Regions from separate parts of the Homo sapiens genome. Here region 1 is linked to region 2. A link is an interaction called in ENCODE POLR2A ChIA-PET data of the cell type or tissue named here. Cell type or tissue: PC-9. All regions are shown on one strand. Each heading gives the region's core, and the rest is flanking DNA. Links, peaks and the distances in the headings are about the cores only. Region 1 overlaps RANGAP1 (Ran GTPase activating protein 1). Region 2 has its middle 16 kb from the start of RBX1.

The links. ChIA-PET counts read pairs that join two places held together with the same protein. Peaks named below come from ENCODE experiments on the same cell type or tissue, not always from the same donor. Only the 100,000 strongest peaks of a DNase experiment are listed, where the experiment ranks them.
Region 1: POLR2A ChIA-PET joins it to region 2 with 6 read pairs; 2 of 35 experiments call an interaction of 5 or more read pairs at or near these places.

The regions. Positions count from the first base shown.
Region 1 is chr22:41,254,258-41,258,639 of GRCh38, reverse strand. It overlaps RANGAP1 (Ran GTPase activating protein 1), which reads left to right. Exons shown (of 16, transcript NM_002883.4): 7 at 534-692; 8 at 1,816-1,929; 9 at 2,350-2,449; 10 at 2,535-2,619; 11 at 4,146-4,332. Among named protein-coding and RNA genes, the nearest start is that of MIR6889, 3.4 kb to the right of the region's middle. RefSeq lists enhancers at 89-631, 1,176-1,719, 1,720-2,263. In PC-9, for the core only: a CTCF peak has its summit at 2,262 (motif pointing left); a DNase peak (open chromatin) is centred at 2,149; H3K27ac peaks cover 1,435 bases.
Region 2 is chr22:40,932,859-40,937,240 of GRCh38, reverse strand. No RefSeq gene overlaps it. Among named protein-coding and RNA genes, the nearest start is that of RBX1, 16 kb to the left of the region's middle. In PC-9, for the core only: no CTCF peak of the experiment used is centred there; no DNase peak of the experiment used is centred there.

The sequences.
Region 1 (4,382 bases), core at 169-4,168, 320 kb before region 2:
AATAAGGAGGCAGAGAGAATGGGTATCAAAAGGCCAGGCTGTGATAGGGCTGCATGGGCCAGGGAACACCCTCCTCATCCCTAGAGAAGGACGCCATGTCGAAGGGGTTATGTTGTGTAGGTGGGTGGGCTAGGAGGGCCCCTAAGAAAGAAAGGTCACATGGAGCTATGTCATCCAGAGAAGGGGCATGAGTGCCTGCCCACCACAGCCAGGGTCCCCACTGTGCTGAGGACACCAGACTGAGAACAAGAAATCGACCTGCTGGATCTAGAGCTCTGTGACCCTGGGCAAGTCACTTCGCCTCTTTGATCCCTAGTCTTTTCTCTGGTGGGGATCCTATCCCAGGCAGTAGGCCTCCCTCAGGAGGTTGTGGAAAGAGTTAGATGCAGCCATGCCCCAAAATCCCACAGACAGGCCCCTGCCCTGTGCTGGCGGCAGCCCATTCCTGTGCCTGCTGTGTGGAATTGCTCTCCTGCCTGCTGGATGTCACCTGGCACTCGGGGCCCCCTCCACTCTCTGCCTCCTCTTCACAGGTCATCGGGACCCTGGAGGAGGTCCACATGCCACAGAATGGGATCAACCACCCTGGCATCACTGCCCTGGCCCAGGCTTTCGCTGTCAACCCCCTGCTGCGGGTCATCAACCTGAATGACAACACCTTCACTGAGAAGGGCGCCGTGGCCATGGCCGAGGTGAGGCGAGTGTGGCAGAGCCAGTTGGGCCCCGCCAGATAGAGGCTGGCTGCTGTCTTTCCAGGGAAGCTGGGGCTCCGTTTAGCAGGGACTCCTCTACCCCCTGCCTGCCCCCTGGGTGTGTGCCCCATGGCTCCAGCTCTTTGAACATGTCCTGAACAGGGTTGCAGGTCCCAAGGTAACCCACGCCCTCCTCGGGCAGCTCTGATTCTTCATGCCACCTTCTCCTGAGCCGCCTCTGCAGCCCCCAGCGGCTGCCGCTGGTTTGTTCTCAGGCTGCACAGGAGCAGACTGCTCCCCACATCTGTTTTCCTGGTTGATTTGTTCAGCAGCTGTTGTTTGTTTTGTTATTTATTATCACTTTTTGAGACGGAATCTTACTGTTGCCCAAGCTGGTCTTGAACTTCTGGGATCAAGTGATCCTCCCACCTCAGCCTTCTGAGTAGCTGGGATTACAGGTGCAGGCCACTGTGCCTGGCCCAGCAGCTGTTTTTTGAGTCCCCATTTAGTGCTTGGCTTTGTACCAAGTGCAGGCCACATGGGGTTGAGCCAAAGACCCCGCCTTCAGGGAGACCCTAGCTCAAGGAGGGAAGGAAGCTGCCAGTGGTAACAGTGCTGGGCTCTGAACGCAGTGGCTTCTTGGCTGCCAGGGTCCCGTGGCCCCACAGAAGGCTAGTCCGGCTGCCTGTGTGTTAGCAGAGATGTGTGCAGGTGTTGGGGAACACGCCAGAAGGAAGTTCAAATCAGACTTAGGGCAGGCTTCCTGGAAGAGATCACATTTTGGCTAAGTTGTATAGGGCAAGTGGTCTTTCTCTGGACAGAGGGTGGGGGATGGGTGTTTCAGGCAGAGGGATCAGCTTACGTGTGGAAGACCCGGATGCTCAGCAGGAACCTTGCTTGGTTGGTCTCAGGAAGAGTTCTGGCCGTAACATGGGGAGGGGTGGAGGAGGTTTGGCCAGGGGCCCAGAGGCCAACAAGTAGAAGACGGCAAAGCTGGTGACTTGCAGAGGAGGACAGTGTGTGGTGGCTGGCTTGGGATGTGACCGTGTGGGGCCCCCGGGGCTTGCTGAGGGCTGGGGTGTGGTCTGCACCCTCACTCTGGACCCTTGCTTCCCCCTCACAGACCTTGAAGACCTTGCGGCAGGTGGAGGTGATTAATTTTGGGGACTGCCTGGTGCGCTCCAAGGGTGCAGTTGCCATTGCAGATGCCATCCGCGGCGGCCTGCCCAAGCTAAAGGTGCCAGCCTGGACGCCTGACGTCCTCCCTCTGGGGTCTGTGGGTGGTGGGGCGGCTGGGGGCACAGGGGTCTGGTCTGAAGGCAGGTGGGCCTGTGTCCATATCCCAGCTCCTCCACTTCGGGCCCTGTGATGCTGTGTGAGCCTCCACACCCCTCTGAGCCATGGTTTCTTCATTTCTAAAGCGGGAGGCAGGGAGTGGTGTACATCACTGTCTTGTGATTTAAGTAAACACAGTACGTGACTCATCGTTGGCTGCAGGGCATTATTTTTGTTGTTGGTGTTATTCTTCCTGCCCACTTTGCCCCACCTGGAGGACAGAGCCTGCCATATCCTCACTTGGGGAAACTGAGGCTTAGAGTAGAACCTGGTGTCCTGGCCCGGGTTTCTGCCTGCCTCCAACCCTTCCTCTTATTTTCAGGAGCTGAACTTGTCATTCTGTGAAATCAAGAGGGATGCTGCCCTGGCTGTTGCTGAGGCCATGGCAGACAAAGCTGAGCTGGAGAAGCTGGACCTGAATGGTAGTCGGATGGGGGAGGCCTCTGCACAGGTCTGCTAGGCTGGCCCTGGCACCCCGGCTGACTGCTCTTCCCTCCCCTTGAGCAGGCAACACCCTGGGAGAAGAAGGCTGTGAACAGCTTCAGGAGGTGCTGGAGGGCTTCAACATGGCCAAGGTGCTGGCGTCCCTCAGGTAGGGAACTCGGGGTGGCCCCAGAGGTCGGGGTCAGGCCATTCCTTTCTTTCTTTCTTTTGTTCTTGAGATGGAGTCTTGCTCTGTTCCCCAGGCTAAAGTACAGTGGCGTGATCTCGGCTCACTGCAGCTTCCACCTCCTGGGTTCAAGTGATTCCCCTGCCTCAGCCTCCCAAGTAGCTGGGATTACAGGCACCCACCACCACACCTGGCCCCTTTATTTGTTTCTACTTGTATTTATTCAGAAACGTTGGGTGCACTCCTGTTACGTACTAGGTCATACACTAGGCATCAGGGCTATAAGGATGGGACAGTCAGGGCTTCTGTCTCGTGGGGTGGAGACAGAATGAGTTGTCCGTTCAACAGAGGAGCTCGTACGGGCTGAGCGGGGCCACCCTGTAGAGTGGTGGAGTTGGGGAGGCCTCTGAAGGGGTGAGGCCAGATCTCATCCTGATGTGGTGGGGCCTGGGGAGTGATGGGGGTGGGAGGTGGGGGCAGCCAGAAGGGGCTGCACTCGGGATTGTTCTTAAGACGCTGACTCTAGAAAGGAAGAGACCATGGGGCCTGGGGAGTCTACCTGGAGGTGAAGGTGGGTGGCCGGGGAGTGGCCATCTCCTGGATCCAAGTCCGGTTGGGCCATCAGCATCGGGCTCCCTGTGCCCCTCGCATCTCCAAGTCGGCCTCATTCGTGTGTCAGATACTCAGTCGTGTCTCCTCGGTGCTAGGCCCTGAGCTGAGGCTAGGAACTGGGGACTCCGAGGTGGGCTGAACCTCACAGGTCCCACTGTCCCTGGGAAATGGTCCAGCCTTCCTATGGGGCAAGGACACCCCTACTCTTCTTCCTCCCCCACACCTGTAGCTTCCTGAGGTCATGTGGATGTGGGCGCCCCTGCCCTGGCATCTCAACCTGGGCAGTGTTCCTGCCAAGCCCTGGGCTCTAGGTGTGACAAAGCTGTCTTCGTTTTCTGTCTCTCCATGAAACCTGGGGCTCCTTGAGGACAGGGACAAGATCTGATTTTTTTTTGTTTTTTTTTTTTGTTTTTTTGTGGGGGATGGAGTCTCGCTCTGTTGCCCAGGCTAGAGTGCAGTGGCACAATTTCGGCTCACTGCCAGCTCCGCCTCCAGGGTTCACGCCATTCTCCTGCCTCAGCCTCCTGAGTAGCTGGGACCACAGGCGCCCGCCACCACACCCGGCTAATTTTTTGTATTTTTAGTAGAGACGGGGTTTCACCACGTTAGCCAGGATGGTCTCGATCTCCTGACCTCATGATCCACCCACCTCGGCCTCCCAAAGTGCTGGGATTACAGGCATGAGCCACCGCGCCGGGCCGATCTTATTTTTTTGTGTCCACAGCATGGATTTCCCTGGTGATCCACCTGCCCCTGCCCTGGGAGCAGGTGCTCCCACCCCACCAGGCTCTCTCCCTCCTGGCTGAGGTGAGGTCTCTGGGCTCATGGAGCCAGGCCTTAGAGCCAACCTGGGCTGCTGGGTAGAGAGGATCTGCTTCAGCCAGCTCTTTCTGCAGTGATGACGAGGACGAGGAGGAGGAGGAGGAAGGAGAAGAGGAAGAAGAGGAAGCAGAAGAAGAGGAGGAGGAAGATGAGGAAGAGGAGGAAGAAGAGGAGGAGGAGGAGGAAGAAGAGCCTCAGCAGCGAGGGCAGGGAGAGAAGTCAGCCACGCCCTCACGGAAGATTCTGGACCCTAACACTGGGGTGAGTTTCTATCATCTGCCACAATCAGAGCCCTGGTCCTGAGAACGTGA
Region 2 (4,382 bases), core at 232-4,231:
CCTGCCTCAGCCTCCCGCAGATACAGTTCCTTTATTAAAAATTTTTATTGCCGGGCACGGTGGCTCCAGCCTGTAATCGCAGCACTTTGGGAGGCCGAGGCGGGCGGATCACGAGGTCAGAAGATCGAGACCATCCTGGCTAACAGTGAGACCCCATCTCTACTAAAAATACAAAAAATTAGCCAGGTGTGCTGGCGGGCGCCTGTAGTCCCAGCTACTTGGGAGGCTGAGGCAGGGGAATGGCATGAACCTGGGAGGGGGAGCTTGCAGTGAGCCGAGATCGTGCCACTGCACTCCAGCCTGGGGAACAGGGAGAGACTCTGTCTCAAAAAAAAAATTTTTTTTTTATTGCCGGGTGCGGTGGCTTAAGCCTGTAATCCCAGCACTTTGGGAGGTCGAGGCGGGCGGATCACGAGGTCAGGAGATCGAGACCATCCTGGCTAACACGGTGGAACCCCATCTCTACTAAAAAAAAATACAAAAAAATTAGCCGGGCGTGGTGGCGGGCACCTGTAGTCCCAGCTACTCAGGAGGCTGAGGCAGAATGGCGTGAACCCGGGAGGCGGAGCTTGCAGTGAGCTGAGATAGTGCCACTGCACTCCAGCCTGGGCGACAGAGCAAGACTCCGTCTCAAAAAAAAAAAAAATTATTGTGGCAAAATGTACATACAATTTCCCAATTTTACCCATTTTTCTTTATTTCAAATTTTTAAGTTCAAAGGGCACCTCTGCATGATTGTTACATGGGTAAATTGCTCAACATTGGAGTTCGGTGCGCAGATTATTTTGTCACTGAGGTAATGAGCCTAGTACCTGAGAGCTGATTTTTCGATCCTCACCCTCCTTGTTTCAGCCTTGAGTAGGCACTGGTATCTATGGTTCCCTTCTTTGGATCCATGTGTACTCAATGTTTAGCTCCCACTTATAAGTGAGAATATAATTTCTTTTTTTTTTTTTTGAGACGGAGTTGCGCCTTGTCGCCCAGGCGAGTGCAGTGGCGCGAAATCGGCTCACTGCAAGCTCCACCTCCCGGGTTCATGCCATTCTCCTGTCTCAGCCTCCTGAATAGCTGGGACTACAAGCGCCCGCCACCACGCCTGGCTAATTTTTTGTATTTTTAGTAGAGATGGGGTTTCACTGTGTTAGCCAGAATGGTCTCGATCTCCTGAACTCGTGATCTGCCCGCCTTGGCCTCCCAAAGTGTTGGCATTACAGGCGTGAGCCACCGCGCCCGGCCAGTGAGAATATAATTTTAACCATCTTATTTTGAGTCTCACTCTATCGCCCAGGCTGGAGTGCAGTGGCGCGATCTTGGCTCACTGCAAGCTCCGCCTCCCGGGTTCACGCCATTCTCCTGCCTCAGCCTCCCGAGTAGCTGGGACTTACAGGCGCCCGCCACCATGCCCGGCTAATTTTTTTGTATTTTTAGTAGAGACGGGGTTTCACCGTGTTAGCCAGGATGGTCTCGATCTCCTGACCTCGTGATCTGCCCGCCTCGGCCTCCGAAAGTGGTGGGATTACAGGCGTGAGCCACTGCGCCCGGCCAGAAAATTGAATAATATTTCATTGCATGTATACACGTTTTGTTTATCCATTCATCCATCAATCGATATTTGGATTTTTCTACCTTTTGGCTATTGTTAATAATGCTGCATTGAACATTGGTGTACAAATAACCGAGTCCCTGCTTTCAATTTTTTTTTTTTTTTTAGACTGAGTTTTGCTCTGTCGCCCAGGCTAGAGTGCACTGGCGCACTGCAACCTCTGCCCCCCAGGTTCAAGCGATTCTCCTGTCGCAGCCTCCCGAGTAGCTGGGACTACAGGTGCTTGCCACCATGCCCGACTAATTTTTTTTTTTTTTTTTTGAGACGGAGTCCCCCTCTGTAGCCCAGGCTGGAGTGCAGTGGCGCAATCTCGGCTCACTGCAAGCTCCACCTCCCGGGTTTACGCCATTCTCCTGCCTCAGCCTCCCGAGTAGCTGGGACTGCAGGCGCCCGCCACAACGCCTGGCTAATTTTTTTTGTATTTTTAGTAGAGATGGGGTTTCACTGTGTTAGCCAGGATGGTCTCAATCTCCTGACTTCGTGATCCTCCCGCCTCAGCCTCCCAAAGTGCTGGGATTACAGGCGTGAGCCACCATGCCCGGCCAAGCCCGGCTAATTTTTGTATTTTTAGTAGAGAGGTTTCACCATGTTGGCCAGGCTGCTCTCGAACTCCTGAACTCAGGTGATCCGCCTGACCCAGCCTCCCAAAGTGCCAGGATTAGAGGTGTGAGCCACCACACCTGGCCTCAATAAAATATTTAATAACATCTTTCAAGATGAGTATTTTTTTAATTGCTAAAATGTGAAATTTTAAAAATTAAAAAAAATTTTTTTTTGAGACAGAGTTTCGCTCTCCCAGACTGGAGTGCAGTGGCTTGATCTCGGCTCACTGCAACTTCCGCCTCTCGAGTTCAAGCAATTCTCCTGCCTCAGCCTCCCGAGTAGTTGGGACTACAGGCTCCCACCACCGTGCCCAGCTAATTTTGTATTTTAGTAGAGACGGAGTTTCACCATGTCGACCAGGCTGGTCTTGAACTCCTGAGCTCAGGCAATCCGCCCGCCTTGGCCTCCAAAAGTCCTAGAATACAGGTGTGAGCCACTGTGCCCGGCCATTTTTTTTTTGTTTAAGTTCCCGGATACATGTACACAACTGTGCAGAATGTGCAGGTTTGTTACATAGGTAAATGTTTGCCATGGCTGTACCTATTAACCCATCACTGAAGTATTAAGCTCTGCATGCATTAGCTGTTTATCCTGATGCTCTCCCTCCCCCTGCCCCTCCAAGATGAATATTTTAATAAAAATGTTTGTTCTAACCTTGTAGGCTTCCCACTTTCGTTTCCTAGGAAAATGTAGTATTTAGTGGCAATCATTCAGAACCAATGGGGTTTAAAAACTGGTGGAAATCTAGATCAATATTACATAGTGACAGATACTTTTTTTTTAGAGACAGGGTCTTGCCCTTGTCACTCAAGTGTAGTGGTATGATAATGGCTTGTTGCAGCTTTGGGCCTTGGACTCCTGGGCTCAAGTGATCCTCCCACCTCAACCTCCTAAGTAGCTGGGGCTACATGCATGCACCATCACACCTAATATAATTTTTTTGTAGAGATGGGGATCTAGCTATGTTGCCCAGGTTGGTCTTGAACTTCTGGCCTCCAGTGATCCTCCCACCTCAGCCTCCAAAAGTGCTAGGATTACATGCATGAGCCACCACATCTGACCAGTCACACAAATTTTTATGTCCAGAGTAATTCTTACCAGTATAATTCTAGATCTTATGACCCTAATTTAAATACCCTAAATGATATTTCAATTAGGGTATTTAAATTAGGGTCATAAGATGTAGAATTATTTTTCAAGAGCTCACTGAAATATGGAGAAGGAGAGGTGTTACCATTTGGTCATCTACTTCAGTGGCAGCTGTTGAGCACAGTGTCACATGAAAGACAAGGATGTCATGGAATTTAGCTAGAGTGGTTGGTGTTTCAGATGTGTAAGGGCTGCTAGCCATAGGTGTCATGGGGGCTCAAGACTGGGCCAGGGCTGCTTCCAGATGCAGCCTCAGACAGCCCAGATCTCTGCTTTACATATGCTGGATACTTACGACTTTTGTGGATGAAGTACTTCTTAGTGGAGTCTGTGAGCAGGGTGACTGTTCTAACAATACATGTATATGCTGCAAATTATAGCTTATTTTGAAATATTTGATATAAAATATTTCAACTGGATTAGAAATCCATTCCCATTATAAGAAATTTCATGTTTGTTGGTCAGCCATGGTGGCTCACTGTACATATTTTTCTTATCATAGTTAAAGGATGTATAATAATTTTTTTTCTACAAGTCATATGTACTTACCACTCAGCCCCCTCAAATTTGTTCCATTGTGCCATACAAAGTATCTTTTTGTGCCTGCCAGAACGTGAGAAATGTTAAAGGTACTCCTCATAGACAGTCTCAGATTTTAAAGATGGTTCCTAACAGGGAGAGAGAGATGGCTACACTTACGATTCATTATATGGTTGACAAAGGTCAAATATTCATAATTTTGCAACTTGATCCTATTTCCCCACAAAATTCATCCTTCATAAAATGTGCATGGCTACAGTTTACAGTCTTGAGTGTTATGGGGACTTTCTGGAGACCTTTCAGTCAGTTTTGTGCCAACCTTTTAATAGGCTGGATCAAATCCACCAGATTCTTCCTCTATAAGACTGATAAAATCATTTCAAGTTTGCTATCATGATTTTGTGACAGCAGCTAATGAATACTTTGTAAATTATTTTGTAAAACCAGATGGTCTCACGTTTATACTGTTTATACTAAATAGACCGTA